Regions from separate parts of the Homo sapiens genome. Here region 1 is linked to region 2. A link is a contact called in ENCODE Hi-C or POLR2A ChIA-PET data. All regions are on one chromosome and are shown on one strand. Each heading gives the region's core, a stretch centred on a gene start or an enhancer-like site at or near the end of the contact. The rest is flanking DNA. Distances are from core to core; before and after follow the strand shown.

The links. Hi-C counts contacts between places; a loop is a spot of excess contacts on that map. ChIA-PET counts read pairs that join two places held with the same protein, here RNA polymerase II (POLR2A).
Region 1: a loop to region 2 is called in a map of posterior cingulate gyrus, with 17 times the contacts of the local background. The contact joins two enhancer-like sites. A Hi-C loop is called at or near these places in 4 of 168 maps with a recorded cell type or tissue (K562, heart left ventricle, posterior cingulate gyrus and 1 more). POLR2A ChIA-PET finds 5 or more read pairs at or near these places in 3 of 52 experiments (K562, Panc1 and activated T-cell).

Annotation. Positions count from the first base shown.
Region 1 is chr13:51,996,637-52,001,247 of GRCh38, forward strand. The region is part of intron 1 of ATP7B (ATPase copper transporting beta); the gene reads right to left. Among named protein-coding and RNA genes, the nearest start is that of ATP7B, 13 kb to the right of the region's middle. Within about 2 kb of position 3,120, at least 7 of the 41 ENCODE cell types and tissues checked have a DNase peak (open chromatin) inside an H3K27ac peak, as active enhancers do.
Region 2 is chr13:51,952,386-51,956,769 of GRCh38, forward strand. All of the region lies in intron 9 of ATP7B (ATPase copper transporting beta), which reads right to left. Among named protein-coding and RNA genes, the nearest start is that of ATP7B, 57 kb to the right of the region's middle. Within about 2 kb of position 2,931, at least 3 of the 41 ENCODE cell types and tissues checked have a DNase peak (open chromatin) inside an H3K27ac peak, as active enhancers do.

The DNA.
Region 1 (4,611 bases), core at 1,870-4,369, 44 kb after region 2:
CCTCATAGGTTGCCCACAGTGACGCTTCCTCCCCCATTAACACTGTCATCCCTGCCCCAAGAACTCCTGACTGAGAGATCTGTTCTCTTTGAGGAAAGGCAACACCAAGGCTGGTCCATGCACCAAAGCCCCTTCGTGCCTGCTTTATCCTGCTGCTTCTTACCACACTTGTGGCGGTTGCTATCACTTCTAAAGCACACGCTGAGCAACCAACTCCTCCAAAATGTGTCTGGGTTTGTTTCTTATCTCCTAAGTGCTCAGCCAAAAAACAAAGAACCTGCCTCAATTTCCAAGAAATGTCATTCAAACCCATTTTCATCAAAGGAAAGGTATATTTGATGCTAAAGGCCTTGAGCCCCAACCCTAGCCTCCCTGCCAGAGGCCAGCACTGTGGGGCTGTGCAGCTGCCTCTATGGGAGCCCATGTAAATACATCAGGTGCATCTGTGATTGCTTTCTAGTGATTCTTCAGGTCTTGCTTATCTATGTCTCTCCCTTCCTGAAAGGATCTATCAGGAGCCTCACATGCCCTGCTGACCACCTGACATTTCATTTATGGGGCATCAGAAGTAGATTTTCCAGGTAACTGAAGCTCATCGCTTTGAGCATTAGATTTTTTAAAAATTTTGTCATTCTGGGTGAAAATATTCCCCATAAGTGACATCTATTTTTCCGCTGCCTTTTAAAGTGAGTTATTGAACATATTTTAACTTTTCCTTGGTGACATGAGATCATTATAAATATAAATGCTTCTTCTGTGCTGTGCCTATGAATAGCTAATAAGGAAAATATGTTGGGATCATATGTCCCACATGCTTTTAAATAATCTATTCTGTTAGCTCCATGAAATTGAAATACTTCACCATTCAAACCATTTCTAGATGGTGGCTCAGACCCAGAAGACAGCCAGAAAAGGGGGCTGGGGCCAGGTTAGAAAGGGCAGAGTCTAGACTTTGTCCTGTGGGTGGTGTAGAATCACCAGGAGTTTCTGAGGAGAGAACTCACAGAATCATATTTGTGATCTGGAAACAGTTTGGGCAGAAACAAGAATGAAGACCCAGGAGAGGAGGGATTACAAGGGGCAGAAAATTTAATAGTAGAATACGATTAAACAAACGAGGAGGCCTCCCAACTCAGTGACTGCTGGATCACAGCAGGTGACAAAAAGTGGGGGCCTGAGGATGACAATGCCATTTCCAGTTTCGCAGATTGAGCACATGGTGATGAGTACACCAAGATGAGCGGGGAGGGTGGGAAGAAGGCAAGTCTGGGGTAAACACAGTGGCTTCTCCTTTGCTCCCATAGAATCTAAGAGACGTGTGGAACAGCCAAGGCATGGGCCACCTTCCTAGGCTACAGTATTAAGTCCAAACTCCTCTTTCTAGCACCTTCCCCTTTCCTCACACCTGACCCTGGCTTCCCTGCTCCTCCCCTTCCCGGCACCATCTAATCCTTCTTATCCTTTAAGTCCTGCCTCTCTGTGGAATCCTGCTAGCAGCTCTCTCCCTTATCTGAATTCCAGCATCACTAATGTCAACATCAGGGTGCCAGCAGGTGGTCAGCCTGTAACACTGCTGGAGGACAAGTCTTCTCTGTCCACCGAGGCTGCAGTCAGCTCAGTCCACACTTGTTACTGATGCCTATGGGCATGTGCTCACTTTGGGAAACGTGGTCAGATCCTGGAACACAAGGATCTCATATCTTAGCTGCCCACAGACCTAACATGGTGATGAACAATATCAGACATTAAATAAGTATATTTAAGCAGTTAAATATTTACATATTTACATTTGAATAAGTATATTTAACCATATTTAAATAAATGAGTTCAATTATATACTGCTCAGAATGTGCTTTCTACCTAGAATTTCATGGTACTTTTTGTCCCCCTTACCACAACACAAGGGCAAACTCTATCAGTCCCTCACATATTTCTTCTAGGTCTTCAAGGATTTCCTTGCACTAGATTATTCTGTCTTCCATATGTACAAATTTCACGAGCCATTTTCCAGAAGAAAATTCATCTTCTTTACCTCCTATTCGCCTTCCCAGTCTGTGGATTTTTCCTGTATAAAAATAAATATCTCTTTGGTGTCCTAAACAATCTTGTTGCAACCTGAGAAGCCTGGGCCCAAAGGCAGATGGGCAGCTCATGTTTCCATGAACCTCCAGGACAAAGGGCTCTTTGGAGGAGGGACATCTGGTTAAAATATTTCAGCACTCACAAACATTACCTGCTCAGTCCAGCTAGAGGCTCACACTGGGCAGGGCTTCCCAGACGAAATCCCCAGGCCATCCCTCCCAAGATGGGGAGAGGAGTCCCGGATCCTGTGACAGGACAGGAGGGCAGAGCCTGACATTAAAGCTGCATATGTTGGGTTCCCAAGAAGAGAACATGAGCACTGCAAACAGCACAGCCACCAACAGTCAGGGCTCTAGCAGCCCAGCCTTCAGAACAGAGGGGAGTGTTAACCAAAGCAGATTATTCACAGCCTGAGAGCCGTATTTAAGTGTATGCACAACAGAAGACCAGGAGAGGAGCACAAGACACATACTGCCCTTGGAAGTTTACTGGCAAGTTAGGAGAGAAGAACAGTAGCAAAGAGCAGTATTCAAAGTCTGAATTCCTCAAACACTAGGTGCTGGGAGCGGGGGAGGGAAGGACTGGTGGGCTTTAACAGAGGCTTGGCTTCTCCTCCCCATATCGCTGCTGATCTCCAAGACTGAAACAACTAGCTCAGCAGGACTTTCATATCAGCTTATTAACAGGAGACAGGCACAAACACACACATACCTAAGTAAGCTCACTGAAGGAGTGCTCTTAAATAAACTGCACTTGGCTGAACAGTCTTGAGTGAAAAACGATTATGATAGTTCTAAATTACGAAGAGATGGGATGGCCAAAAAGAGAAACAATGGGATTATCGAAAAGTAAAAGCCAATGTTTCCATTTCACAGTTCATTCCATGCACCTTCGACTTCGCTGGCTGCCCTCATCATCTGGCACCTTCCTGCAAAACTCCAACACGGCTTTACTCTCAGTTCCACTTGGCTTCACGCCTGTCCTCTAGCAGCTCAACAAGAATGTGACAGAACGCACATCCAGGCTGGCTGCCCACACTCTGATTCAGCACCACGAACTGCGGGAGGACCCGTGCTGCCACCTGGCAGTCCAACTACCCCCTAGTCCGCTCACCCTTCGCTCTCCGAGACAGTGGTCCTATCCCCTCTCTGGCTCCTCAGGTCCCCAGTGCCCACCCCCATACTTACTCTCAGCCAGTGACACACTGCCCAAGGTGACCAGTCCTTGTCTCCAAGCTCAGCCTCCAAGTTGCCCCACCTCCTGATTTTCCTCCTATCCTTCCCACCAACAGCTCCTACTCAGAGTCTTTCACCAGAGCCTCCAAGTCCCCAAACCTCCAAGTGCTGCAGTGGCCCCCAGCTCAGCCCTTGGACCTCTTCCATCTCTACTCATTCCTTGTACACTCATCCAGGCCAGGAGAAGTATACCTTTCTTAGCTCACTCAGGCTGCTATCACAAAATACCTTAGACTGGGTAATTTATAAGCAACAAAAATTTATTGCTCACAGTTCAGGAACCTGGGAAGTCCCAGATCAAGGAGCCAGCAGATTCAGTATCCGGTGAAGGCTGTTCTTTGCTTCACAGATGGTGCCTTGCTGCTGCATCCTCAAATGGCAGAAGAGCAAAGTGGCTCCCTCAAGCCTCTTTTATAAGGGCACTAATCCCATTCGAGAAGGCAGAGCCCTCATGGCCAAATCACCTCCTAAAGTCCTCACCTCCTAATACCACCACCTTGGGGGTTAGGTTCCAACATATGAATTTGGCAGGGACATTAACATTCAGACTATATCACCACCTATAGCCTACAATTCCCAACTCTATACTTACAGACCCAAATGCCTCATCACCATCTCCTCGGTGTTTCATATGCATCGCAAACTTAACTTGTCTACAACAGAGCTCTCAACATTCTGCCCTTCCCCTGCTGCTCCCACAGTCTTCCCCACCTTAGTAAATACAACTCCTTCCCTCCACTTGCCCAGGAAAAAATCCTGGATCCCTCTTTGATAAGAATAATCTCATCCAGGTGCAGGGGCTCATGCCTGTAATCCCAGCACTTTGGAAGGCCAAGGCAGGAGGACCACTTGAGCCCAGATGTTTCAGAACAGCTTGGGCAACATAGTGAGACACCATCTCTTCAAAAAATAAAAAATTAGCTGGGCATGGTGGTGCACACTTGTAGTCCCAGCTACTCAGAAGGCTGAGGTGGGAGGATCACTTGAGCCCAGGAGGTGGAGGTTGCAGCGATCTGTGATTGGACCACTGCACTCTACCCTGGGTGACAGTGTGAGATTCTGTCTCAAAAATAATAATTAAAATGAATTTAAAATTAAAAAGTAAAAAAGAATCATCTTCTTTCAAACCCACATGTAAATGTTTAGCAAATCCTGTTAGTTCCACCAACAAAATGCATCCAGCATCTAATGACTTCAACACATCCACAAGAACCCTGGTCCAAGCCACCAGCTCATCTCACCTGCACTATTGCTTAGAATCTCCTAAGCGACCTCCTGGCTTCTGCTCTTAGCC
Region 2 (4,384 bases), core at 1,681-4,180:
ATTTTACACCTTGCTTTCATTCTACAAAGACTACATTTAAACTATCACAGGCACAAAAGCCATCTTACTTACTTGAGAAGGAGAAATAGACATTTACTGAGTGCTAGGAACTGTGCTAGATTTTTACATGTTTTACCTCACTGAATCTTCCCAGACACATACAAGGTGAGTCTTATTACCCCCATTTCAGCAAAACCTGAAGATGTCTTAGAAAGGCACAAAATTGAACATACATGCCCACTTATTTAAATGTTGCTATGTACAACTATATAAAACTTAGTAACTACCATATGCAGGCATGTATGTTAAATATTTGCATCATTATTTTCCTTTGTAAAAATTGTTCAGGAACAGTCTCTGTGCTACGAGGATTCAAGGCTTGTGTGGCTACTTCCTGTGATTACGTGAGATGCTTAGTATGGCACCTGTACACAGTAAGTGCCCAATGAATGCTGGTGATTTTTATTATCACCTAATTGACATTTTCATATTGATTGGCCTCTTGTGTACCAGGCACCAGGGTAGGCTGGGGTTACAAACAGGACAGAGTAGAGCCTTCCTCTCAGGAGGTTTATAGCCTCATAACTAAAAGCAGACACACAGATGGACAGTTAAGACACACACAGAAAGTTCAATCATGGCAACCAAAATAAATGGAGTACTGAAAAGGAGACTTTCAAAGACTGAAGTCTTTAGTGCTGGGAGTATACCTGTGTAAATCTGTTTGGTGGCTGAGTGAGCCAGGAGAACGGAAGGATCTCGAGAACCCAAGAATATTCTCTGCTTAATTTTAAAGTCCTCCAGCGATGGAGAAGTCCAGGCTGAACATTGCCCTTGAGGCCCCCTCTGAACAACCTGGAGGATTTATCATCCCACAGAGGTCTCCACATGGCCTGAGAAGCCCAAGTCGGGAGGAGGAGCTCCCTGCATTCAATTTAGAAATGAAAGACCCCAAGAACTAAAGGTCAGACCCTCCTCCAGCAGAACCTAATCACTAAGTTTTAAAATGTCCACTTCTGTAAGGAGACTTAAAATTGGCACGAATGTACAGTTGGGTGTCTTTCTAAGAAATCTTTAGTAATGCTAATCTCTGTTAAATCTAACTTTGAATTTCTCCTTTGATCTAAATTAACCACATCTTTCTAACTCTAAGCAGCTTACAAGGAATAGTCCTTTATGAGGGTTAATGTGGCTCCTACTGGTGAATCTCAATAGCATGTATTCTTCAGAAGCTACTATTCCTCTCCAAGTGCTGAGCGATAGGAACCCTCTTAATTAAAAGACAGTGGTTTGTTTCATAGCACTTCATCTTTAAGAGTTTCTGCCAGGAATCTGTTTACTTCACTTGTCTCCTCTCTTCTACTCCCCTTCCTCATTAAACACAAGTTAAGAAAACAAAGAAAAAACTTATAGCATTATGGTCACTGGTCTAGATATGATTTGTAATTTGTTTCCCCATCAATTGTAAAAAAAAAAAAAAAAACCAGAAAATTTCAACATGGGAGACTGGGGATGGGGCTGTGCAAGCCTTTTAATATCAAGCACACACATGCATGTGTGCAGTATGTTTCTTTAACATCTGACAGCAGTTTCATTCCACCAGTGAGTATCTCAGCACCCGCCATGTTTACATCCCAGGGTGGCTGAGGCACAGAGTGTTCTGAGAGCACTGAGGAGCCACAGCTGAGCCAGGCCTGGGGAATCAGGAAAGGCTTCTGGAGGATGCAACTTCCATGCTGAGCCCTGAAGGCAAGGAGCCAGGCAAAGGTTAAGGAAGAAGGGAGTTCAGAGGGAAGGAAGGATGTGTGCAGAGGTCTGCAGAGAGAGGCAGTCCCTTCCTGGGACCTGCCAGTGGTGCAGGGCAGCTGGAGCACAACGCAGGGGATGGCAAGACAGGCTGGGCTCAACAGGCATGCAGGCGGATGCCGGGCCTCACTGCCACGTTAGGAAGGTGGTTTTGATCCTAAGGACAGCATGCAGCCATTGAAGGATTTTCCAATATGATCAATTTGTGCTTTCAGAAAGCACTGTAATATGATCAATTTGTGCTTTCAGGAAGATCACTGGTTTGAATGTGGAAAAATACTGGATTGATAAATGGCTGCAAGCAGTATGAAGAGACAGCTGCGGTGTTTTAGGGGCAAGGCCACAGTGGCCTGGACCAGCATGGTGCCAGTGGATGACGCCCCTAGAGACAGAGGTGCTAGAACCATGAGGATGGACTGCAGATGTGTGAATGAGGGCAGACAGGCATTGTAGAGGACACACTGGGAGCTGGCATGAGGGTACCTTTGCCTGAGACAGACAGGCACCAAGGAAGGGGAATATTTTTGGGGAAAAAGTGGGGGAAGGTGAAGAAGAATACAGACAGGCCGAGTCTGAGCCTTTACCAGTCAACCAAGAAAAACACTCCAACCAGCAGGTAGTCTCTGGGATCTAGACGTAGGTTTGAGAATGAGCTTCTCACGGCTGTTAACCAAAGACGTGGGAGAGTGAGACGTCCCAGTGACGGTGTGTAACACACAAAGACAGAGGCAGTACCACCAGAACCCCAAGGACCATCCACAAGGAAAAAGGAGAGAAGAAAGCCCATGGAGACTAAGCAGCAGCAGCAGCAAGGAAACTACAGTGTGCCAGACGGATCGCACCTAGAAACGCTGCCAGCACCCAAGACTTGGAGTAAAGAGAAAGCACAAGTGTCCCCAGCAAAGGGATGGTCAGAGGAAGAAGCCCAAGCCTCAGTCAAAGAGGGCAGTTATGCGAGAACCTCTGGGGGCCTTCAGATGGTGCCATGGACCAAAGGCACAAGCAGAGGCCCAGACGCGGGAGGGCCCTGTGGGAGGCAGAGTCACTGGGAAACCAGTGTCCAGTGCACCTCAAAGCACAGAATGGTTGAGCTCAGGGGAGGCCTAGACTGCGGCAATCCAGGCGGCAGTGGGTGCAGCCTTGGCCTGGGACAGAGGGTTGGGCTCGGGGTGTGCTGTCAGGAGGCAAGTAGGAATGACCACACCCAAACAGTGAGCCAAAGGCAGAATGAACTCTGGTCTTCTGGCCCCTAGCTTAATAATGTCCTGTCATGTTGCATGGTAGTAGTCAGGCCGTGCGTCCCCAGCCAAAAAATGAATCGGCATTCTTGGAAAAGAACTGAGTTATGACAGGTGCTGCACGCACCCCGTGGGCACTTCGGCCGGCAGATGCCTTCTCCTCCTGTTCAGATCCCTGGAATAGTTCCAAGCAACTGCAGTCAGTGCCATCAGAGGCGCCTCAAACTGTACCGAAGACCCTAGCAAGGCGAGTTGGAGGAAACATGAGTCAAAACCAACACAGCTGCCAGCGGCTTGGCTCCCTGTCTGAACGTTTTCACTTCTCAGAAACTTTCATGCAATTAATTTATAAGAGAAGAAAAAAAAAAGAAGCCAAGGCATGTGACTGCTGCAGACCCATGGCACAGCAGAGCCCAGCATGCCAGGTGCCGTCACACAGGGTCCTGTTTGGGGGCAGCGCAGCACAGTGGCTGAGGGGGGCTCTGTGCCTCCAGGGTTCCAATCCCAGCTCTGCTGCCTGCCTGCCATGGACTCTGGGGATATTACTCCACCTCACTGCACTTGGCTTTTCCTGAGGAAAGCTGGGATGATGACAGTGCTGCCTCACGGAACAGCTACAGAGTGGAACTAGACGATCTGTGGCAAGTGCTGGGGAGTGAGCCTGGAACACCAGAAGGACTCAAATCTCAGTTGCCAGTCCTACAATTGTGATGATCATTTAAAAGCCAGGATCCAGAACAAAACCAGTGCCACCGCGCAGCAGCCAGCCTGCACCTCATGAACACTCATGCATCTGTGTGGCCCCGGTCAGTTCCTCTACTCACCTGGGGCGTGCCCAGGGCCAGCTGCACCAGCCCTGCAGACCCCATGGGGAAGCAAGGGGTCTGTCTCAGCCTTCACGCCCAGGCCTCCAGGACACAGCTAGGGCAGGCTGGCTCCATCAACAGTGTGATACATGGACAAGGGCACACAAGGGAGGGGCAAGGCACAACGCCTCTGAAAATGGGAGTGGTTAGAGTCTGCATGACATCGGAGGATAAGAATCAGAGACACCAAAAACCACTGAGAAAACCAACAGAGAAAGGTTCCCGGGTAGAGGCATTGGAGGAGACGCCTCTCCCACCAACGGGGCAGGAGCGGGAGGTGCCACGGAGGAGGCTAGCTGTGTAGGCTGAGGGACAGGGAACTGGAGGGTTTCCATCTGAACACTTCTCCTTCCAGTAGTCCAAAGCGAGACCACAGGCTAATAGAAAATGTGGTGGGACCAGGGAGAGATTTTAGGAATATGAAGGAGGGCTGAAATAACCATTGCCTAGAATATAAAAAAGAAGCTAACCCCA